Linked DNA regions of Mus musculus: regions 2 and 3 are each linked to region 1. A link is a loop called in an ENCODE intact Hi-C map of the cell type or tissue named here. Cell type or tissue: heart. All regions are shown on one strand. Region 1 holds the start of Fggy (FGGY carbohydrate kinase domain containing). Region 2 overlaps Fggy (FGGY carbohydrate kinase domain containing). Region 3 overlaps Fggy (FGGY carbohydrate kinase domain containing).

The links. Peaks named below come from ENCODE experiments on the same cell type or tissue, not always from the same donor. Only the 100,000 strongest peaks of a DNase experiment are listed, where the experiment ranks them.
Region 2: it touches region 1 in a loop (2.2-fold over the local background); 2 of 42 quality-filtered maps call a loop at or near these places.
Region 3: it touches region 1 in a loop (2.3-fold over the local background); 3 of 42 quality-filtered maps call a loop at or near these places.

The regions. Positions count from the first base shown.
Region 1 is chr4:95,553,637-95,561,636 of GRCm38, forward strand. Fggy (FGGY carbohydrate kinase domain containing) reads left to right here and starts at 3,871. Exons shown (of 16, transcript NM_001113412.1): 1 at 3,871-3,955. It overlaps Gm40206 (a long non-coding RNA gene), which reads right to left and starts at 3,730. Exons shown (of 2, transcript XR_867942.1): 1 at 3,183-3,730; 2 at 1-988. In heart, a CTCF peak has its summit at 3,887; DNase peaks (open chromatin) are centred at 3,815 and 5,105; H3K4me3 peaks cover 1,464 bases; H3K27ac peaks cover 1,885 bases.
Region 2 is chr4:95,633,551-95,641,550 of GRCm38, forward strand. The region is part of intron 5 of Fggy (FGGY carbohydrate kinase domain containing); the gene reads left to right. Among named protein-coding and RNA genes, the nearest start is that of Fggy, 80 kb to the left of the region's middle. In heart, a CTCF peak has its summit at 3,479; a DNase peak (open chromatin) is centred at 3,491; H3K27ac peaks cover 406 bases.
Region 3 is chr4:95,726,143-95,734,142 of GRCm38, forward strand. All of the region lies in intron 6 of Fggy (FGGY carbohydrate kinase domain containing), which reads left to right. Among named protein-coding and RNA genes, the nearest start is that of Fggy, 170 kb to the left of the region's middle. In heart, a CTCF peak has its summit at 3,365 (motif pointing left); no DNase peak of the experiment used is centred here; H3K27ac peaks cover 638 bases.

The DNA.
Region 1 (8,000 bases):
TCTGACCACCACTGGGTCTTCAGGGCACTTTCATGGCTTCTTTGACTTCAAATCTCAAGTTCAGTGTCACACGCATGGGATACCTGTTCCAAGAGCGATTCTTTCACTTTGCCCATACCTCCACTTCCTTAGCAAGGAACGGTTTCAGGTTATGCGGTGCCACAGCACTTAGTTCCTATAGACTTCATGGTAGTTACTACATAGTTTTGAATTTCTTTGCTTTAAAATATGTGTTCTTAAGGAAAATTTAAATATATACATTTATATAAAGTAAACAAGGAATTTAATGAGCTTCTGTGTCCGCCATCCAAATCCAACAACTACCAGAATCTTTCCATTGCTAATTCTTACATCGTTCCTATTACCCCATACTTCCAGCTATGCTACATCTTGCTTTTTACATTAGATGTAAAATTGACACATACTGAAACATGTAATTTCAAATAGATGTGTTTATGAGACATGAACATCTATCAAGGCTTTCAACATTCTCACTGACTGGGATAGTTTCATCATGTCCATTCACAGTTTGGCTCAGTCACTTTCCCTCCGCAGGCCCCTCTAGGTCTTTTTCTTTTCTTCACCATAGTTTGTTTTGAATGTGTGAGATTATAACATCACAAGAATGCCGTCTTAGTATGTGAGTTCATCATTTCTTATAAATACTGTCACAAAGCTTTAGATCTCCTCTTTTCTACTTTCTTCCAGTACATTTTTTGATATTCATTCATGGCCTTATAATATCTTTTCACCATCCCCATCTTGTCTCTTTCACCAGTGTGAGGCTCACATCTTCCCAGCCCATCCCTAGGGTTGGACACATATCTGGTATTCTTACAAGAACTGTGAGTATGACGATACTATTGCCTTTCTTCAACCAAGATTCATGAAGGTATGGTGATGTCAAAGCACTTGATTGCCATATTTTCTGCTGTGTGGCATGATCCCACTGGAGTATGGAGCAATCATAGGAATTAAGAGATGAAACCTGGAGAATAAATGGTCATTTAAGACATAATTGGAATTCCTGGATGACTCTTATGAGTTTCAGTTTCTTCTTAAATCACCCAATTGTGTGAATCAATAAAAGTGGCTATTTGCTTCAACAAATTTGAGTTACAGTTTTTCAAGCAATGCAAAGAATTATTTATAATCCTTAATAATTTATAATCCTTATAATCTTACATCTTGATGTCATTATTTACAACTCCAGAGGCATTCAAACTATTCAAGGATATGGGAGCAATAAATATTTGAGAATATATGATCCAAGAGGAATTCTGGCCCATATGTTATGCAATAATGTCATTAATTTTTATGACAGACCTTAGCACTCAGATGCCACTATCATTTCTGAGTGTACTCTTTATTATCTTATATCTATATATTGCCATCAAATACTCAATGACTAATGAATGAAAACAATGAACATTTGCAAAAAGTGAACACATTCTTCTTTTCCCTGTAGAACATTTGTTAACAGAAATCTGTCATGTAAAGTAGATGAGGAATTGTTTACATTAACGATGTTATGTATTCATGTATGCCTATGCATACATCTGTTTATTTGTGTACATATGCTTTTCTGTATCTTTAAATTTATGTGCTTGTGTGCCTAAATATAATTATATGTATGATATATGAGGATGAAGTGGTAATGTAAGACTATACAAATATGGTCATACAAAGTGTGGTTGGCTACACATGTGGTTGTGTGATTTCTATCAGTGTGTCTATGTATATCTGTTTGTATCATGATTTAATTTGCAGCTGTGTGACTACATGTGTATAAGAGTGAGCATGACTTCATATGTATACATCTGTATACTCTACTGCTGTAATTTAGATATGCTTTGATCTAGTCTCCACAGGATTCATATGCTGGAAGCTTGGTCCCCAGTGTGGTGATGTTGACAAGTGGTAGAACATGTAAGTTGTGAGGACTTGTGGGAGGTAATTATGTCACTGGGAATACTGGGTTCCAATGGGATTGATGCTGGTTTCTTGGAGTGAGTTAGATTTTCAGAGAGCAGACTGTTAATGAAGAAAGGCAATCCCATGTGCTTGCTGCCTTCTGCATGGAGCCATTTCCTCTTCTGTTTTTCAGCCACATTGTGTCAGCTAGTATTTTATAAAGTACTCAAGATTTGTTATTTCTTTCCATAAATTGTAGCCTGAAAATGTACATTTCCCATAGTCCCTGAGGCAGCAGACACATTCCGTTCTGGGATAGGTTAAGGAAGAGCTGGGGCAATGCATAATAGGTATTAAGCATCCGACCGTTTGCACAACATTTCTGTGATGTAGTTTCAGATGGTTCTGTAGTAGAGGTCAGTCACCTGATTTCTAGTGCTAGTTGAGCTGTGGGGTCTTTTGGACTCAGCCTGGTCTGGTGTACACAGCATTAGGGACTCACTTTCTTTCACCGTGTTTCTTTCCTCTGTGTGCCTTTTATCCCAAGGTCCTTTTATTGTTTAAAATGGCTGCTGGAGGCCCAGCCACAACACTATTTTTGCTACTGGTCATATGCTATTTAAGAGGACTCAAATAAAAACTCAAATACAGCAAAGACGAGAAACAGCTATCCACAAAGGCCAACACACTAGTTTATGTTTAGCAACGAGGAGACCTTTCAGGTTCCCACCCAAGCCATAGACTGTGAGGCAACAGGCGCGTTGCATTTCTGGGATACATTAAGGAAGAGCTGAGCCAATGTAGCATGTGTATTAAGCATCCAAACTTTTGCAAAACATATACATGTCTGGTACTTAATTTGTTCTTCATAGTGCTCCGGAAAGAAAGACAACCAGGTCTTAATATTATAATTCCCGTTGTATGCTTGGTCCACATGACTAAGTAACAGATCTGAGACTGTGCAGACAATTTTTTGAATAGCTGGAAATGCAATCATAGTGTAGATCTTAACAGTTAGGTTCTTAACTGTCCGGATGCTGAGACCCTTTATAATAGTTCCTCAGGTTGTTGTGACCCAACCATAAAATTATATTTTTTGTTACTTCACATATCTACTTTTGCTATTGTTATGAATCATAATGTAAATATCTGATATAGGTCACCAAAGAAGGTTGAACACTGCTTGTGTAGAGGAAAATAAATCCAAACCAAGACCTCCAGGAGAGTGCAGGACTAATCCTGTGGCCTCAGCCTCACCGAGTTCTTACCTGGATGACGGAGAGAGATCGATCACTCGTTTACTCTCAGGTCATGTGGATACTAGTCTTAACATAATAAACACACTAGGTCTGACTAAGGAAGTCTCTGTTATCGAGAAGGGTTGGTTTTCGCAACCTTGGAATAGTCCCCAGGAAAAGAAAAAAGAAAAAAAAGAAAAAAAAAAAGCCAAACCGGTTTTGGACTCTCAGTATCTAGCGATGAGGGTACCGAGAGTCCATGTAGCTTACTGGTATGTCAACTTCTCAAAGGCAGGGGTCATCTATCTTTTAGATTTACGGTGTCGTCTCTACCTCAAAGCCTCGACCACAGCATAAAGTGTGAGAGTTCCTGAAAAGCACCAGGTATAAAGGGTTCAAGGAATTGAAGCCCATAGCAATCCTGGTGCTCAGCCGAGGGCGATTTAACAGGAAATATCCACCACATACTGTAGGTTGGCTAGGTTAGCTGGCGCTCAGAGGGGATTGCTTAGATTGAGCCGTCTCTGTTGCCTGGGCATCTTTAAAATCCAGGCAGCGAAAGGATTTTGAAATGCAAACCCAAGACTTACAGTACAGTGGGGAGGAGCAGGGCTCACAAGTACTGGCCATTCACGGTGCCCGTTTCAAAGGACCAATCAGGTTGCTCCTTACAAGGGTTGCTGGAGGGGCTGGACTGAAGCGGGCGGAGTCACAGCTTGTTTGGACCGCCCTGCTGGGTGCGGTGCGGCTGTGCATGGTGGCCTGCTGGCCTGCTAGCTAGAATGTGATTTCATATTGGACAAGTAAGTGACCCTCCCAGGGGTTCTTGCAGGCACGCAGGCTCTTAGCCAGCTCCCCCCAAAAGCTTCTCTAGCCTGCTAAATGTTTCCCTCCTTCACCTTTGGGTCTCACAGCCAGGCCACTGGTTGGCCTTTCAGTTTCTTGTGTATTCTGGGTGAGGTGTCTTGCCCAAGGGAGAGGCCTTTACTGCATCCCAATGACTGCCCTACAGATGTCTGGGGCCTAAGGCCCTATCTCTCTGAGTAGTGTACAGTTAATTAAATAAAGTGTTTTTTCTTTCTCCCAGAAAAGAGAATTTTGCAATGCACCCCCGCCCCGCACCCCAATTTGGGGACAATTCTCTAAACATTTTAAGTCGTTGATTTCAAGTTTGGCAATGTAAAAGCGTTTCAAGGCTGGTGCTGTTTAAGGCTATAGAAGCTGAGCATCTGGAGATAGTGTTTGGTGCGTACTTCAGTTTAAATGGGATAATGCCATCTGTCTTGTTACAGGGCTGCAGGCCAGGAAGGGTATAGGGGGATCTTTCCATGTTTATGAACTTCATGACCATTTCAGGATGGAGACACACACTGTGGGGGAACTCCTCTGTCACTGGTCCATTCACTGGAGCACTGCTTACATTTTAGCTCGAATTTCTTCTCCTAGTTAAAGGGCAAACTGTGGCCAAGTTTGACTCTTTTTTGATCAAGTGTGTGTGTGTCAATTCAAAAGGTCCCATTGGATTGTGCTTTTAGGGAGCAAATCCATAAGGAAGAATTAAAGTCTGAGTTTGTGGCTGGATTTGTAGATTTGTCTTTTGTTTCATTTTCTTGTCCTTTTTAAAGGGTTTCCCGTCTTTACTGTGAGCTATGTGAGTCCTGATGTTTCTCTTTTCTGTTGCTAGCTGGGGGTGCTGCTAGTCTGTCTTCTGGAGTCTCCTTCTAATGCAGCTGTCATGCTTGGTCTTGACTTAAAGGCTTCTGCCCTGGCTGTATGAATAAGAGCCCCAGAGGACTGCTCCTGACTGATGGGGTCTGGGGTGGAAAATAGGGGATGAGGAGGGCCTATGGATGATTTTTTTTGAGGGGGGGGGGTGGCTTAGGATTAGGAAGTCAAAGTTTGCAAGTAAGGAGGAGGGAATAACCCAGTTGGTGGAGCACTGTGTTTCTGGGAAGGGTGCCAGGTTCTTATCCAGGCTCTCATGAATTTTGCTGGGCTTTGTCTTCTGGAATTTAGTTCTTTTTCTATAACCTTTATCTAAAAACTACAGCCAATTATTAGCCTTTTTAAGGACGACGACGACAACAACAACAACAACAACAACAACAACACCAGGTTGGGGAAAGCCCCGTCTTTAAACTCCCAGCCAGAAGGGGAGTCTGACATAGTTCTTTGTCTGGATTGTGCCATAGAGATCATTTAACTCTTGAGATGATCGCAGGCAGAGAGGTGTTCTCAGCCAGGGTAGTTAGTAGCAGCCCCATGTAGTAGTGACTGACATACAATTAACTGTATATTTTAGATTCCATTTGCTGAGATTTTAAGCATTCCAGCATCATTGATGATAATGGGTTTTGATTTGTAATTTTCCTTTCTTGTATTTTCTGAGTTATATTTTCTGACTAATATTGGCCTTAAAGAATCAGTTAGGGAGTATTTTTACGCGTGTGCACGCATGCGCATGCACACACACACACACACACACACACACACACACACACACACACATTTTCTCTCTAGTGGTTAGTAGAACTCACTAGCAAAGTCATCTGGGCCTGAAGCTGTATGTGAGGAATGCCAGCGACAAAGCCATTTGATCTAAAAGCCTCCTTACACTTCCTGTTGCTATGAGAAACCCATGAGAAAATAACTTAAGGCAGGAGAAGTCATTTTGGCTCACGATTTCAGTTCACTATGGTAGGAACAACTCACATCATGGACAGCAGGGAGATGACTTTAGGTCTAAGATGTTTTTAGGTTTGTAGTAGAAGTTAGGATGGAAAATAATAGTATGGAACTCTGGACTCACCAAGACAGGATAGATAATAGAGTTAGATCTAATTGTTGCCAAACACAAATGGACTGAACATTGTGAATGTAATTCTTACATGATAGTTTTCATAATTGTTTCATAATTGTTTTTATAATGTATAGATTATCGTTGTAAGAAAAGGAGCCTTTTATTGGACTAATCAGAAACTAATGGGGAAACATTCTTTACAACACATTGGTTCCACAATACACAAGATGAAACTCAACAAAAGGGAGACTGGTGGGCTCTCGGTCCCTGTTTGATCACATCCTGCTATGAGATGGTGCCATTCACATCCAGCATGGATGGATCTTGTCTCCTAGTTAATCCTCTCTGGGAACAGTCACACAGATAACACAGATACACCAATAATGTGATTTATTAACTTCCCAGACAGTAAACATTTTACATTATTATCACCACAGGTTTATCCAGATTATGTTTTATTCTGCCTCTCCCAGCTTTAGTGGGGTATAACTAACCCTATCTATCTATCTATCTATCTATCTATCTATCTATCTATCTATCTATCTATCTATCTATCTAGTGTTATATCAGTGTAAATCATGTTTTTTATATGTGTATATAGACATGTATCATCTGACATAGTATTCGTTTTCCTTGGGGATGAATAATTTTAAATTCTGCTCTATGAACAAATTGCAAGAATATAATGCTAACTTTATCACATGTTTACATTGGATCTCCAGAAGATTTTCAGTTCATAACTGAAAGTATATAGTTGTTGACCAACATCACATGACCTCTGCCTCTCACCTGCTGGTAACTATCATTTTATTTTCTGTTTTACCTTAGAGGCTTTTAGATTCTACATGGTGGTGATATTACAGAATTCCCTTGCTGCTTGTATCTGCAGAGGATTTTTGTTCCAAGCCTTCTAGAGACCCAAAACTGTATTAGTGTTCAAGTTTTTTTTTTTTAATTTAGGATGTTATCCTTCAAGCAAAATAGCTGCCATCCTAATGAGATGAGCTGTGCCCTCTTGTCTAGACAGAGCATGTAGGAAGTCATTGGACCCACATCAGAGTAAAACACCACTTTTTTGTAATCATTCCCCAACTGAGTGTGGCCTTAGGTTCCAGAGGAGGTGCTAGAGTAAGATAGTGCTAACTGGGGAAGGGGTTTCCATCTTTATGACTACTGGGAAGCCATTATTTACACAGGGTGAAGACTTTCCAGTATGGCTACTTTGGAGTCCTCTAAGCTTCTGTCACTAACCTCTTACCCATGCTCTATAAGTAAGCCAATACACTCATTGTTTCCCCATGGTGAACGTTGATGGACTTGTACCTTGTTTTTTTTGTTGTTAGCGAGGAAGGGGGTAGACCCCCTCCCCTAGAAGGAAATTTAGTGATAGTATTTCATATCCATCCATCCCTCCAGCCCTTCCTCCTTCCCTCCTTCCTTCCTTTCTTCCCTCTTTCCCTTTTCCCCCTCACTCATCTTTCTCTTTCCCTTCCTCCCTCTATGTAACTGTATTGACTGCTAATTGATGTAGGAGGCCCAGCCTACTGTGGGCAACACCATCCCTAGGCAGGTCTAAGACAGCCAGTGAGCAAGCAGCATTCTCCATGTTCCCTGCTGTACTTCTTTGGCTTTGAATAGAATTGTTTGATCAGAGGTCAAATGTATAGAATTTCAAGCAGGCCCGCCTCCAAGGTTCTGCTTTGAGTTTCTGCCTATCTTGACTTCCCTTTGTGACAGATTAATCTACAATTGTGAACTGAAGTGAATGGTTTCCTCACCCACATTTGGTCAGGCTATTTGTTACAATAACAGAGATAAAAACCAGAACATTGTCATGCTATACTGCTTTAAAAATAATGATGAGTAAAAAGGTTCCTGTACGTTTAATATAGATACAATTGTTTCCTAAAAGTCTTGATTTTTGGCTGATAATATCTATAGATGTGGAAGGCTGGTTATATTTGTGTGTGTCTGTCTGATGGACAAATCTAGCTTCATCCCTTTGCATGTGTCTAGCCAGTTTCCCCAACATCATCTGTTGAAGAAAC
Region 2 (8,000 bases), 80 kb after region 1:
TGGTGCCTCATATTCCTTGAACACTTAAAAATCCATGAAAGTAATGGAGCCATAAAAGTAAAAGTGGAGATAGCTCAGTGGGTAGAAGCATTTGCTGTTCTTGCAGGGGAACTAGGTTAAGTTTCCAGTACCCAAGTTGGGTGGCTCACAGCTGCCTAGAACTTCAGCTTCAGAGGACCCAATACCTTCCACTAGCCTCCATGATACTGGCTCTCATGTGCACAGAACTCCACACAGATGCATAGTTAAATTTATTTTTTAAAACATGAAGTGAAACCAAATGTTCTCTAGCTAGAACTATTTACTGATACTCACCTGGGTGGCCTTGCATACAGGTTTAATCCCTGTTAATCCATTTCCTTTTACAGAAGGACAAAGCCTCAGTTTGCTTTAAATAGAAAATACAATGCATGGATAGAATATCTCACGTTCTAGTACATGGCACGGACCACCTCCATTTGTCCTTACTTTAGGTCAAATTCTACTTTAGTAAAATGTATTTACTTATTTTAGTATTATATTGAGGTAAATGCAAACTCAAATAAGAAGCTCGTGTGGAGAAAAGTACAGTCTTTCAGAAATCAAATAAAGTTGCTTAATGCTTCCCCTAAGCCCCTTCGGTTTGGAGGTTTTATCTTATCTTCTCCAGTGAGGCATTGAATAGGAATACTCTAGTACCTTAGAGCTCTTGTGAATGTGAACATGCAAACAGGTGTGGAGATTGCTCTGGCCAGGGAGGGAACTGGGCAGGAGAGGGGATGAGGAGTGGAGGGGAGCTGAGGTCAGATGTAGAGAAAGCCAAGGAGAGAGGGCTAGGACAGTAAATGGAAATGTGTGTGTGTGTGGGGGGGGGGGGCATCTCTAGGGCTTGCCAGAGACTTGAGATGGGGGAGGTGCCAGGGAGTCTACAATGGTGGAACTAGCTGAGACACCTAGCAGTGGGTGATATGAAGCCTGAAATAACCACCTCCTGTAGCCAGGCAGGACTCCCAGTGAGGGGGTAAGGTCAGCAACTCACCCACAAAACATTTAATTCAAAATTTGTCCTGTCTACAAGAAGGGGGGTGGAGGGTGGGGCAAAGATGTCACAGAGACTGAAGGAATGGACAACCAACCAATGACTGGCTTAACTTGAGTCCATCCTGTGGGCTCTGTTATGCTTGCAGAGAGGAATCTTGCCTAACTCTCCTCTGAGACGCCCCAACCAGCAGCTGGCCAAAACAGATGCAGAGCCACAGCCATCATTAGATAGAGCTTGGAAAGTCTTACGGAAGAGTTGGGGGAAGTATTGAGGGATCTACGGGGGATATGGACTCCACAAGAGCAAGAGTCAACTAACAGAGACCCTCCCCCACCCCTGTGCACATATGTAGCAGATAGGGAGCTTGGTCTTTATGTGGGTTCTCCAACTACTGGAAAAGGGGCCGTTCCAACTCTGTTGCCTGCTTGTGGATCCTGCTCCCCTAACTGGGCTGTCTTGCTTGGCTTCGGTGGAAGGATGTACCTAGTCCTGCAGTGACTTGAGGTGCCAGGGAGGGTTGGTACCCAGGGGAGACCAGCCCCTTCTCAGAAGTGAAAGAGAATGGGGGGGATAATGGGGTGGAGCACTGTGAAGAGGGGATTAGGAGGAGAGGTAGGGCTGTGATTGAGATGTAAAGTGAATAAATAAATAAATTAATGGGAAAAAAGAGGCTTAAAGAATAAGAAACCAGACTGTATTGTGCCAGCCAGCGGTAGGAGTGGCTGTGAGGGTTAGAATGCCTTTTCATCCATGCCTAAGAAAGCCCCAGTTCTTTGGAACTTCAGTTCTACTGCTGTCCTGTGTAGACACTAGCACCTATCTCTGTGGGTACATGGAGGCAGGGAGGTTAGAGGGCTTCTTTCAGTGTTTGGAAGTTGAGCAAATCTAAGTGCAAAAGTTTGCCTTCAGATGTAGTTGCCATGTGACTTCAGTGCCAGTGAGGTGCACCCATTGTTGAGATCCACTAGTCTATAATGCTCAGGTTCTAGAAGGTTCTTTGCCAGGTTCTCTGCTCTATACATCTAGACATAAATCCTGTGGATAGAGCATGGCAGAAATTCTAACTGAGAAGCCATATGGCTTTTCCTCTACTTAACCTTTTGTCTTTTTTCTGAAGCCTCAGATCATCTCTTAAATGTATTTCCATTTGTTATTTTAATTTGGCAAAGTGAAATAGTCTCAGAATTTGGTTCCTCGCTTGCAAATGGATATGATGGTATACTCTCTGTTGACAGTCTTGGAACTATGAACATGATACTGAAATCAGAAGTATTTTACCCTGAGGTTGAAACCAAGGGACAAGGTTGCATGGTCAGTATGACCTTTGGGCTGTAACTTGATTAGGGGTACCTTTTCTTGAAACCAGGTCTCCATAGAATGGATTTCTTTGTAAACTCTTCAGTTAGTTTGTATCCAGGGTGGACCCCTCTGCCAGTGGACTGTTTCTTGGATGATAATTGGATCTTCTGATTATTTTGTCTTTATTATTTTATTCTGGTTGCTTTCAGATTCATCCTGTCTCATTATAGGTGTTAGCATCTTGTACTGGAATCTATGATATAGCAAGGCTCCAACAGTGTGGTTGTGTTCAAGATGGGTTACAGGATGCAGAAGGGAGGTGGAGGGGAGCTTGAAGGACTTGCCCCATACCATGGGTCCTGACCCTTGTGCAGATGTAATAATCTAGTGAAAGGACTTCCACCATTCACCCCTTTGGATTTTTTTCTTAGGCTCTTTCCCTTAGAAATGGGTAGTTAAGGTTTAATTGTAGAATTAGACCTCTGGAACTCAACTTTACATGGAAATTCTGACCCTTCCTTCTCTTCTTTCTCTTCCCCTTCTGTATAGTTTCTTTTTAAAAATTTATATACCTCCTTTTTGCTGTGTTTCTTTTCCTTCTCTCTCAAGGGCCTTTGAAAAAATATTTAAATGTTATTAAGAAACTGCTATCAGGGATTCCTTTGTTCTAAAGTCATTTAGAAGATGGCTTTCATTTTTGTTAATGAATAAAAAAATGTCAACCTGTATGTTAGAATGTGCCAAGCAGTGCATCCATTAGTGAAAACTCTCAGCTTTGAATATTGCCTGGCTCTTACTCCTTTCAGAAGTCAGGCCTTCTCCCCGGGTTCTGTAAAGGTCTTTAGCTCATCCATCCTCCTAGATTTCTTTCTGGTTCTTATCTAGAGTGTAGCCTGCTGTTTAAAACGTAATATCTTCCCAATGCCACTTTACCTGTTTGTACCCTTACCTCATCCCTAACCCCCATCCTTGCTTCTTAGGAAACCTCAGTTTTCTATAAGCTGAGCTGGAGATAGTTTCAAAGAGGTGCTTGGACTTTAATTAGTATGGAAACCCCTTCTGCTTGAGGGTTTGCCCTGCAGTCTCTCTGGAAGTCAGGTTGATTCCAGTAGGGAGGGGAGGGAGGCTCTGAACTAGATGTGCTCCTGGCGGCCAGCCCTGGAGACTCGGAGCTCTGAGCCAACCATGAAGTCATTTTTGAATTTAAGGCGTCTTTTTAATCCAAGGCAGTGTCTCTTAATTTGACAAAGGAAAAGCTGCAGGATAAGCAACTCTCACTGAGAGCTCTGTGGCTGGGTGCTTGTAAGTCTACATTGTGCTGAGGAGACGTGGCCATGTGGGAGAATAGGTTTCTTTCCTTCTCTTTTTCCCTTCTCCCTTCTCCTTTCTTTTTCTCTTATTGGGCCAATTTAGCCCTGCAGTCTGGCCTCTGCAGTGGCTTGATGTGAAATTTGAGAAACATATGTAGTTTTCTATTTCAGGAAAATGATCTCAGGGATTGAATGTGGTTTTTTTTTTTTTTTTTTTTTTTTTTTTTTTTTTTTTGGCTGTTAAGCTCTGATCTTGCCCAGTGTGGGTTTTTTGATGATGGGAAAGAGGCTTCGAAGTGCTTCTTTATCAGAATTTCATGCAATAAAACTTTAGGGTTGGTTTCTTTACTTTGGCCCCTATCCCCACCCAGGCTCAAAACACAGTGTCATGTGTTCTGTTGAAGTGCAATGAAACACACATTGTTCCCATTACAATGGCTTCATTGCCTGGGTGCACACACATGAAGAGAAATGGCCACTGTGTCCCGTGTCTGTCCTTCACAAAAGCTATTTTAACTGTAATTCAGTGGAGGGCTAGGGGCTAGGGGCGGGGGGGGGGGGTGGGGTCTGTGTACTGTTTTACAGAAAGGAAAAGAGATCCCTTAGGGGAAAGCTTGCCTTTGTGTTGTTTTGGAAAAGAGATGGACTTCTGATATTTCAGTTCGAACCGTCTTCTGTGAGCTAGACCTCTCTCCTCTGACTGTCTGCAGCAGAACAAGGCATAGCCCCAGCTTCTGAGGAGCATCCCAGCCAGTGATGAGCAAAAGGCCACATGAGTAGGGTTCTATTCATTAATGGGAGTTGCTTTTTAAAGATAGTGGTGTGCTTTTCTGTCTGGGTATCTAGGGAATGTCTGGTGAAGTAGCAGGTAATAATGTACAGTGATAGGAGTCATTCCAGGACATACTAGAGATATAGAGTGAAACCTGTCTACACTAGACTGGATGGGCTGAGGGGCAGGACAGAAGAGAAAGCCAGTGAAGGGCTCGTCCTGTGGGAAAGGAACTACATTCTGGGATATTGTGCATTTGTCCTATGTGGTCCTGATAGTGTGCCAAGGAACATGTTCTGGCTCACACAGCTGCTACGGAACAGAGGCTGGGGCCCACCTAGGAATGCATGCATGGCTTCACAGCCATGCCTCTTACTGTGTCCCATCTTTTTTACAGAGAAGAAAATGTGGGATTTCTCGTTCCTTTTACACTGCACTCCTATTTACTTTCTTTGATGTCTTGTAGTGAATTGTCTCAAAGCCTCACCCTTTGTTGAAATTCTTTGCAAAGGTTTAAAGGATTGTCCAGCAGTGGTAGAGGTGGCCTTCAGTGAAACAAATGCAGAGCTTAAACATCAGGGTACTTCCCAAGGAGCTGAAGGGGTCGGCAACCTATAGGAGGAACAACAACATGAACTAACCAGTACCCCCAGAGCTCCTGTCTCTAGCTGCATATGTAGCAGAGGATGGCCTAGTCGGCCATCAATAGGAGGAGAGGCCCTTGGTCTTGTGAAAATTATATGCCCCAGTACAGGGGAATGCCAGGGCGAGGAAGTGGGAGTGGGTGGGTTGGGGAGCAGGTGGTGGTGGGGTATAGGGGACTTTCAGAGAGGAAACTAGGAAAGGGAATAGCATTTAAAATGTAAATAAAGAAAATATCTAATAAAAAAAAAAGAAAAAAATCAGGGTATTTCACTGTGTAGACTCATGTGGTACAGTCAGTTGTTGGTAGGGAAGGTTTGATGAGAATCACATTGTAGTCAGAGCATCTCTGTAGAAGCATTTCTGATCTCTAACAAAAGGGACCTATGGTCTCAAAATTGGTGTGGTTTTGTTTGTTTATTATAAACAATGATTCATTCTTATACTTGACTTTCTGTTCATAATCCACTATTCCCTTTCCTAATGAGTTTCCACATATAATATTCTAGTCCTAAGAATCCCGAAATTTCCTTTAGAAAGTAGTGTGAAGACATCATCTGTGGAAAGGAGAAAGTGGGCTCCAGGATAAGCAGAGTCTGGATTCTGGAGTGGAAAGCCACCAACCGTTTTGACTTCCCATCATGCCCCTGTGTACTTTCTTCTCTCCTTTGTTCATCATTGCTTGGTTTGGGGCTTGGCAGAGATTATGTGTAGAAAGCTCTTCCTACAACAGGTTTAAGGCATGCTAGCTACCTACATGGCTTGTTACCATTAACCTTCAAGAGGGTGTCATCACTGCCAGGACATCACGAGATCTACATTTGAGAGCCAGTGAGATGGTTCAGCAGGTTAAGGTATGTGCTGTCAAGTTTGATCGTGTGAACCTATGCTATGATGTAAGGAGAGAACCAACACCTTCCTCCAATTTGTCATCTGACCTCCACATGTGTGCCTGAGCGATGGTGACCCACACCTCCAATAAGCAAGCAAGCAGCAAACAAACAAATAAATGTAATAAAGAATAAAACCAACTTTATGCATTTATCTCCTTGCCATCTCTGTTAGCTTTTTGCTGCTATAACAAACACCTGGGTTAATTAGTTTATAGAGAGAAAAGGTTTAATTTGGCTCACACGAACAGTTGGACCAGTTCATTTGGAGTGTAGCAGAGCAGCACATTAGGAGTGTCGGGACAAAATTGTTCACATCACAGCTGGTTTGTGAAAGAGAGAAACAAGCTAAAAACTTGCAATTAGAACCCACCTTAAAAGAGTTTCTATCGCTGCTCATGAGTGCCAAATTCGGAATCAAACCTTTAAGCACATGGGCTTTTAGGAAACATTTAAGTTCCAAACTACAGTACCATTTTTGATCATTATGCACATAGCTTCAAATAGACTTTTAATTTAAAAAATTGATTTTTTTTCATAGCACCCAAATTGAGCTGTTTTTAACTCTCCACATGCATTTGAAACATTTCAGACATAGCAGGCACCCCCCAGGTTTGAGCAAACCAGCCTTTGTATGTTTTGTCTTTATGCACACCATTCTCCCTGATGTGAAGGTCAGTAGCTCCATTTTCCTACATGTCATCTGTTAATCACCTTTTAAGATTCACCTTAAAAGTCTGATTGTTTCTGAAGCCCTTTAAACTGCATTGGATCTTGGGGACCTGTCTTGTATTTGGATCTTGAATGCCCTCCTTCCCCACCAGGCCCATGCACTAAAGGCTTGAACCCTCATGTCTGACCCCTTTGAGAGATGATAGAACCTTTAAAGGGTTAACGCTGGTGGGAGGGAGGTGTTCAGGCCATCAGACTTCATCCTTAAAGGCAATGCTGACTGAGACTTTTGCCAATGTAGTTTTCCATTGTGCCCTCAAGGTGAGAAAGCTTGCTCTGCCATGCACTCCCACTGGGATGTCCTGCCTTGCAGCAGGCCCAAAGCAGTAGAGCAGGCTGATCAGATTGACATCTAAATCTGTGAGCCATGATAAATCTTTTCTCTATACCCTGTATCGTTTATCCCATGCGTCCGTCTCTTTATCTGAAGAGCTGACTGAGCCTCCCCTCCATTGTTCCTGTAGTTCTAGCCTTCTCACACGGCACTGTGGCACTGTGATCAGTCCTTGACATTTTTGCTCTGAAAGCTCAGAAACTCACTGGATTATTTATTATGTGCATGACACCTGTTAGATAACCTGGACCTGAGAGGAGAACCAGAGGAGGACCAGGGGTACAGACATATGTATGAAGTGTTTATGAAAATAGGAAAGCATCTTATATAACATATTCATGGAAAAATGGGACAGTCAGCAGAAAACTGTTGCACAATGGGAGGAAGTCAGCATGATAATCAATGTGGCACAAAAGGAACGCAGGATATCTCAAATGTGCACAGTGGCCTTGGGACTGATAACCATTGCCCTTTAGCAGGGGAAGAGTTGGATCCTCAGGGTTCAAAGTCACAATACCACCAAGGCCCTGGCCCCAGGCCATTAGAGACCTTGTCAAGCATGACCCTGGTTTTACACAAGATGCTCCTTTCTTCCTCCATTCATTTGTGCCTACAAAAAGCCTTGCTTGGCCAGGCTCCCAACAGTTAGAAGCTAAGAAATTTGGGAGGATAGCTTGGAAAGACTTGTTCTTTTTATATTTTTGTACTTAAAAGACATACTTTGCTCCAGAAAAGATATATGGTATATAGGTTACATACAATTACGTTTTTGCCATTGGTGTATTTTTCAATTTAAGAAATGCTTTGAAAGCCTGCCTAGTCTCCCAGTTAAGGTGACTATGGCATCTCCATTTCCCTGCTTTCAGTCATCGGATCAAGCAGAGAGTGTTTGGAAATAACTCCTTATGGGTATCATCCTTGCTAGTCTATAACATGGAGAGTGCAGGGATTACAAAGTTCTGTCCACAGTTGCTGCCATATTATTATGTGCCAAGCACAC
Region 3 (8,000 bases), 170 kb after region 1:
GGAATGTTACTCAGGTGTGAGCATAAGACTCACCCCAAAAGTCTCTCACAGAAATACTCAAAATATTGTTTGATCAAATTTCTAGACATTGTGTGGCCAAAACTTTCTCAATTCCTCCCTGAATCAGGAGGCTGAGTAGTATAAATAATTCTCACTAGCCACTCATACAACTCTCTCCCCTTATCTCTTAGCCTTGTTTATTCCTCTCTGTGTGGGTCAGCTTTCTGTTCCACAGAAAACACACCTAAGATAAACCAAAAGAAGAAAGATTTCATGTGGCTCACAGTTTCAGAGAGGACAGTCCATGGTTGCTTGACTACTATAGCTTTGCGCCAAATGTCAACATAAAGCTTTGGGGTATGGAGTGTGTGGTGTAACACAGCTGCTAATTTAGGATGCCAAGGGAGAGGGGAAGAGGCCATTACCTTTATATCCATACCTAGATAGCTTAACTTCCTTCTATTGGGCAACAACTCAGAAATATTACACCACTTTCTGACAGCATCAGAGACTGGTGACTAAGTATATGAGTCTTTGAAGGTCACTGAAGATCTAAATTACAGGTTTTTTTGTTTTTTTTTTTTTTTTTTTATGGTCAGATTAGCCCCGTCCCCCTACAGTATACTTTGAAATAAAGCTAAGTCCGGATTGCTTTGAAACAGAAAAAGAAGGGTTAAATATTCAATTCTAAGACATGGTTAAATAATATGACATATCTTAAAGTGTGGTATATTTTCCCCTCTGTGTGTAGGTGCATATGTGTGTGTGTGTGTTGTATGTATGTTTTTATATGGTATGTAAGCACATATGGATGCACATATGCATGTATAAAACAGGGGTCTCCAGCAATGTCTTCTTAATCTCTAGCTTAGCTTTTGAGACAGGGTCTCTGGCTGAACTGAACCTGGAGCTCACCAGTCAGCTGGACTGGCTGGCAAGAAGCCCCAAGGCTCTCCTGTTCTCTGTTAAGAAGTGCTGAGATTACAGATGTGTGCACTTTTACTCCTTGTTGGTTATTTTTTTTTTTAAATCTGGATGTTAGTGATCAAACTCAAGTCTTTCTGATTGCCCAGCAATCACTTTTCTGACCAAGTCATCTCCATAACATCATGATATATTCTCTAATAGAAAATATGATACTCATTGATGAGGAAAGACATCTGTTGAGCTTAAAACACAGACTTTACGGTTGTATAAACATACTAACTCTGCTACAAGGAATTGAATAAGGCATATCTTAATATTGTGGAGGAGTCTCATGTGATACTTTCTCAAATTTCATTACTATTTATCTCTGGGAAGGGGAAATGTAAAGAGACAGCATTTTTTTTTTTTTTTTTTTTTTTTTTTACTCTTTGTGTTTGTAGTTCCTATAATTAAGTCTTAACTACCTTCAAATTCATGTTCTCCATATTTATCTTTTAAAAGTCAGCTCTGTTGTTTATGCTAGGGCTTGGTGGGCTACTACTATGGGTGTCCCACTTTGAGTACCTCCCAGAGGATGTGTAACCCAAATGCCATCTCTGGAAACAACCCCAAAAGGTGACACTTAGCTCCCTTCTCCTCCCTTTTCCTGCCCTCTCTCTGTCTTTGTCTTCTTCTCTCTAGCCTTTCGGAACACTAACTCCTGTAGGAGTGGAGAGCTGGTTCTTGCTGTGCTCAGAGCTTCCTCTGGGGGCCCCTTCTTGTGTCCTAGGTAATTGGACATGGTGACTAGGGACTCTTTTTGGGGCTTTGAGCTAATTATCATTTTGACTAAAATCTGTTCACTTTTCTAGATCCTCTGTCCAAAGAATAAGACTTTTAAAACATAGAAATTAGATTTATAAAGTTTGAACTTTGCATTTTTTATCAGTTGACCATTTTCCCCAAAATGTGTATGCTACCCCCACCCCAGGTAATCGAGAGCTGTAGAGTTTAAGTGCTGTAAAGTCACAGCATGACTCTGGAATCTTCTATTACAATTGCATGAATTCACAGATTTGACTCCAATATTTTGATTAAATGACAACTTGGCCAGCTCTCCCTCTGTATTGGAGGGAGAATACTCCTTAACCCAAAGCGTCATCCCTTCTTTAATCTCCAGGTAGATGGTCTGATGGCACAGGTCAGGTTCTAGAATCAAACCTCTGAATCTTAGTCCATGAATCTGCATCCTTGGAGTGTAAGAACAATGCCTACATCAATCAGCCTTTGGGCATTTCCTTCTTTACTTGAGGCAGAGCAGAATTGCTGTTGGGCTCCAGAACCTTTCATTTCATGGCAAAAGAATTCTCATTGCTGGAGGAAAAGTTAAAAAGCTATATTCATAGTTTCTTTCTTCATATAGTTGAGATATTTCTGAATTCTGATGAAATCTAGTATACATCAAACAAACAGAAAGAAAAACCCATTGCTCTTGGCTTTAGGTTCAATGTTTATTTACAGCCTGGCTTTTGAAACATGGTAGCTGTTACATTCAAGTAAGTTCTGTAACAGCAGCTTCTCTTTGTGCCCATGTGCTCTGAGTCCCCTAGACTTATCCATACATCTGTCCTCTATTTAAGGAGATCACACCTAAACCCTGTCATCTTTCAAACATTCTTTCCTTGCTGTTGGGTTTTGCCAACTAGACTTGACTGAAGAAAGACACCTTGTTGTGTTCTTTTCATCATCTGTCCAGTAAAATGGTTGGTTGTCAGGACAACGGCATAGAAAATAGAAATGTGGAAATTCATAACCACATGAATTCTTGAAACAAACTTGACAAGGGAAAATTCCAGCATACGTTCCATATAAGGGTTAAGGAAAAGGAAATGTTTCAGATACACCCCCTCCCCTTACAAACTGGACATTTCTTTGTAAAATCTGTAAGAATACTAGGAAACACACACACACACACACACACACACACACACACACACACACACACACTCACCACCCTCTCTTCAGTCCTATCTGCATTCTTGATAGAGAACCTGTGGGATGCATAGGCACTTTGGTCTCTGTAATCTCAGTACCAGACACAAGAAGCATCCAAGCACTGTAGGGACAGTGTGCTTGCATCTTGATAATGGTCTTTATAGATGGATTTTATGATGTTTATCTACAAAGAATCTGAGTTTAGAGGGCTTGAGGCTCTGAAAGTCGAGGCATGCAACCAAAGCCAGATCAAACTGACTGCTGAAATCACACTCTTCCTAATAGCACTCTGGCTCCCTGTCAAAAATGTGAGGAGTAGGGCTTTAAAAAGAGCACTTCTAAGATGAAATATACACTTTTCAAAACAATAGCAGAAAGCCTTTTCAAGGGTAAAACAGTTGGGGGAAAAAGAAATAATATGTAATTTAGTATTCATTGAGTATAAGCAATTAATCCTGCCCTCTGGGGGTGAATTTAGTCTAGCCTATTTGCACATGAAAGTACAAGACTGGCTTCCTCTTTATGAAAGTAAGACATCTGGTTGGAAAGTGAAAAATTTGGTCAATTACCTGAATCGTGTTTGGTCTACATGATAGAAAAACCCCAGATGTCTTGAAATCACCAGATGTTTGGCCTTGTGCGGTTACCACCAGCCCTGCTGACTGGCCCTTTCCTGTGAGAGTTGCTGTTTGACATCCCATAGAGGCAGCCATTGTTAGGAGGCTGTTATCTTCTGTGATCCAGCAGTGTACAAACAGGAGTCTAGACTGCTCACCCACACTGGCTCTGACAAAGTGTTCCTTGGGCTATGCTGCATCAGTAAATGGGATCACACAAAGAAGCACAGTGAGTCAAAGACTATCCTTTATTTTGAAAATCCTGTCTTTCTAGTGAACAGATATTCTGTTCAATAGTGAATTGCAGGTTTGGAAAAACAAGTCATTTGCACATAAGTTTAAAACTGAGAAACATAGGTCTGTATTAGTTGTCGTTGATTTTTTTTAATGTAGTTTTCATAGAACTGTGAAACAACAAATATGAAACCCCACATAGTACCTGGAGCAGAATGGCAGCTAAAGCCACTCTTTCCTGAATCTGCCTTTTCTTAGATGTCGGGATACTCTGTAGGGCTGCCGTTTCTTACAAAGCTCTAGAAAGTCATAGTCATCTGACAGTCCAGGGTTTTGTTGATGTTCCTTTTGAAACCAGCATTTAGTGCTTAAAATAGCTCCAAAGAGAATGCTTTCTACACTTATTCTTAAAACATTTCATTCTGAAGATTTAGCATGGAAACATGTGTTGAACTTGAGAATCATGTGAGAAAGACCAATTCCACAAATTTTGAGCCAAATTTGAAGCAAGCTTTAATTAAAAACTGGCCAAGATGATAGACTCTGGCCAGGACCTTTCCAAGGTTTCCAGAAAATAGCAAGAAGTCACATTTTGCGCTGGCTTATAAAGGCAGACCCATAAAGCTTCATATTTCCCATCAGGTCCAATCAAAGGTATGTATCCTGACATACTTTCTGCCTACATACCTCCTGCCTACATCCAATCAGGGGCAAGCATACATCCTGATGTATTTCCTGCTTAGGTATCTTTCATCTACATGTGACCAAGCACATCCAGTGCACCTGGGTCAGACTTGTTTAACAAATGAAAACATAAACAGTGGTCTCTAGCATTTCAGGAAGTATCTGTCCTGAGGCAAGGGGTTTACAGATTAGAGCCGTTTTTGTTTTATGAATCTCTTAGGCACAGTAACTAAAGCTTAAAACATAACTTTGGCTCTCACACATGACCACAGGGAGACATTTTTTCCACTCTGGCAAACTAAATTCCATTATTGTGAATATTTTAACACCTTTCATGGTTTCTGCAGCTAACTCCCATGACCTCAAACACCTACATCTCATCACACACTAACATCACAGACCCCTCAAGGTTTTTAGCTCAGCCAGAGTGAACTCTGTGACCTCTTTGTGCTAGGCAGCATCCAACATATCGGGCACTGATAGTTGTGATAACTGTAATAGTGTCTACTACCTGCTGGTCTTTTGTTGTATGTGGGATGCCAGCAATTGTGCTTCTTAGGCATTATCTTGATGAATTATCGTTACCACTCTAGGAGGGAAATAGCATTATTTTAGAATTCTTATAAGCAAGGAAGTTTGCAATGGAAAGAAATCACTTGCCCAAGGTCATAGCCCTGAGAGTAGGAAGGCCATGGACTGCATCCAAGATTATGTATTACCTAACCTGAACTCCACAAGCTATGCTAACCTGCCTGCCTCTGACAATGCAGTTGAAAGAGCTGAGCCCTCAGTGCTGTTATCATTGAAATTAGAAGAGGAAGGTGCAAGGTCTTTCTTATAAAGAGCAGAATGATGTAATTCCAGACACCATACTGTGGGGTTCTAGAGGAAAGAGGGATTAATTACGATCTACCTAGGGAAGGATTTTTAGGAGGTAGCCTTAGGCTAGGTGAGAACAAAATAGGTCATCAACAATTATCTAGAGAATTAGGTCGTTGTGGGTGTCAGAGCTGATGATTTCAAGCTAAAAGACTACAGCTATGCTCTGAATAGTTCAGAACTGACTCCCATACCTCTGGAAGCTATTGAATTTTGCCAGCTATTCTAGACTCCATGTGACTTACGGGCCTGGCTTCCTTCTGCATGCTGCAGAGGGAAAAGAGTGACATTCTATAGTAGGAGGTATAGAAAGCAGAGGAAGCCTAGTGAGTCAGGAGCCATGTTGTGAGTCTAGACATTGCTTCTGTGACGGCTGAACCATGAGATATGCACTTCCTTCTTTGTATTCCTGGTCTGTAAGGGTCGATCTAGGAAAGGAGATGGTAGATGTTCTTCGTATGTTAGAATATTGTGGACCTTAGGATTTTGTTCCTATATACAGCCTATCAGTGGGGCTTTGCTTTCCGATTCCTTGCAGTCTTTACCTTACCCGAGTTCCTAAATTCGATGGTAATTTAGGAAAATTTCAGCCTTTGGAGTCAGACCTTTGAATCCTGACCCTGATCTGATCCTCAAATGTAACCCCTCTCTTCCCTTCCTGGGTAGATGAATAAATTTTGAAATTCTTTTGTAGTTTTGTTTCTATTCTATGAAATAATAAACTCTAATACTTCAACCCTAAGTTATAGGACCTACATATATTGCTTTCTAAAACAATTTGCATTTCATTGATTTGTTATTAGGACGGAAAGTTATACGAACAGAAATGTTCCAAGAACAGTTACCAACAGCTCATGGACTTGAATAATTATGTTGTTGAAATACAAGATGTTCATACTGCTCTTCAGCTCACTGACCTACTGCAGTAACTAGTTGCTAATTAGATTTCTTTGAACCAGCTTGTCCAGCTGGGAGGACTTGAGAGCTGTATTCTGCAAGAATCTGGTATATGTAGTCTCTTGCTGCCATAGGAAGAGTCTTTGTGCCAGCATGCCTTCTGCCATTTTCTAGGTATGTACATTGCTCTTGATGTGTGTCATTGTCCTGAGTTAGAAATGAGAGTGGATCACTGGTGGGATTATATTAGTTTCTTTACTAATTTACTAATTTATCCCCCAGTAATATCCAGGGTTGAGAGTCAAATTTAGTGTTCATCTGTTTTGTTTACTTTCTACTGAAACTCTGTACAAGGTGGGCACATATAGGTGTGCAACTTTAATCTTTTTGTTCAAGGTGATTGATCTATGTCTTATGATCTTAAAAAATAAACAAAAATGTGTAATTTTGCTAAAGTAAACATTACTTTTAAAAGTATGTTTTAGATACTTGGGAGTGAAAGAAATAAGATGTAGAGAGAAAAGTCTGTGAGCTATTATCTTTCTACTGGAAGAGATGTATAAAACCAAATATAGGGATATGGTATGTAAGAGTTATTTAAAAGTACATTTAAAGCATATGGAGTATAAGGCATATTAATACCAAGTAAGAATACAAAGTCAGGGATCTTCCATGTGTATCAAACTGTCTAAACTATGGAGTAATTATAAGACATGTTAACTAACAGATGTAATTCAGAAGTGGTATTAGAAAGAACTAGTACCTGCTAGAAAGATCTCCTCTATCTTAATCCTTAACCTAGGTGCTACTCTGGGACAGTGTGTGCACACAGTAGATGTCTATTCACCCACCGTTTCTATAATAAGTGATAATGAATATCATACAATTTGATGTGAAATCAGTAATGGAAATGGAATTTAGTTTCTAGTCACAATGACATGATTTCTAGGAGGTGTATCAGATGCTGTCCTTAAAGAGTGGAAGAAGAACACTAGCTTTGGGTTCTCAGGAAGTCTCTACTTGGATGAATCATTTAATACAAGTGTAACTCCAATTCAGGAGCCAAGACTACTACAATCCTTTTAGCCATTTTCTATCAGTTGTCCCAGTTTTCTAGAAAATCCTCAGAGCTGACCTACCCATGTGATCTGAGTCAGGATAGGCCTTACCATTCTCTGGAACCATTCAAGCATGTGTCATGTCTGTGTGAAACGCCAAACTTAAGAAATGCCTCTGAATACTGCATAGTGATTGAGAATTGTATGTTCTCAGTCTTGTTACCCACTTTTAAATCAGATTGAAAGTAACTTGAGTTTGAAATAATTCCAGCATTCTCTCCAACTGGCAAGGCAAAGTGTCCTTTAGCACAATCTTGGACATAATCTGGTTGGCCTGTCAGCCTTGCCCAACCGAGCTGGTACCAGCATTCCACAGCAAGCATAAGGAAGCAGGGTCGCATGCCACCCACGCCCAAACCTCTCTGACATTTCCGTGGGCCTGGAGCCAGATCTCCCCCTGTGTTTCATCTCCCTCTCAGAATACAAAGGAACACTGAACCTTCCAGTTAATTCAATACCCTCCCCCCCCTTCCTGGAGAGGATAACAGTTCTGTTGACCATTATAATGCATCTTCTGTCTCCCAGCAATCCACATAGTCATTAATTTCTGCTGCTGACATCAGGAAAGAGGATTATGTGTGTGTCTGAAACTGTTCCCAGAGTGCTCATTAGTCATAGATAATTGAAAAACTGGTAGGGGAAGGTTTGTTGTAATAGGAGCTCTGCTTGT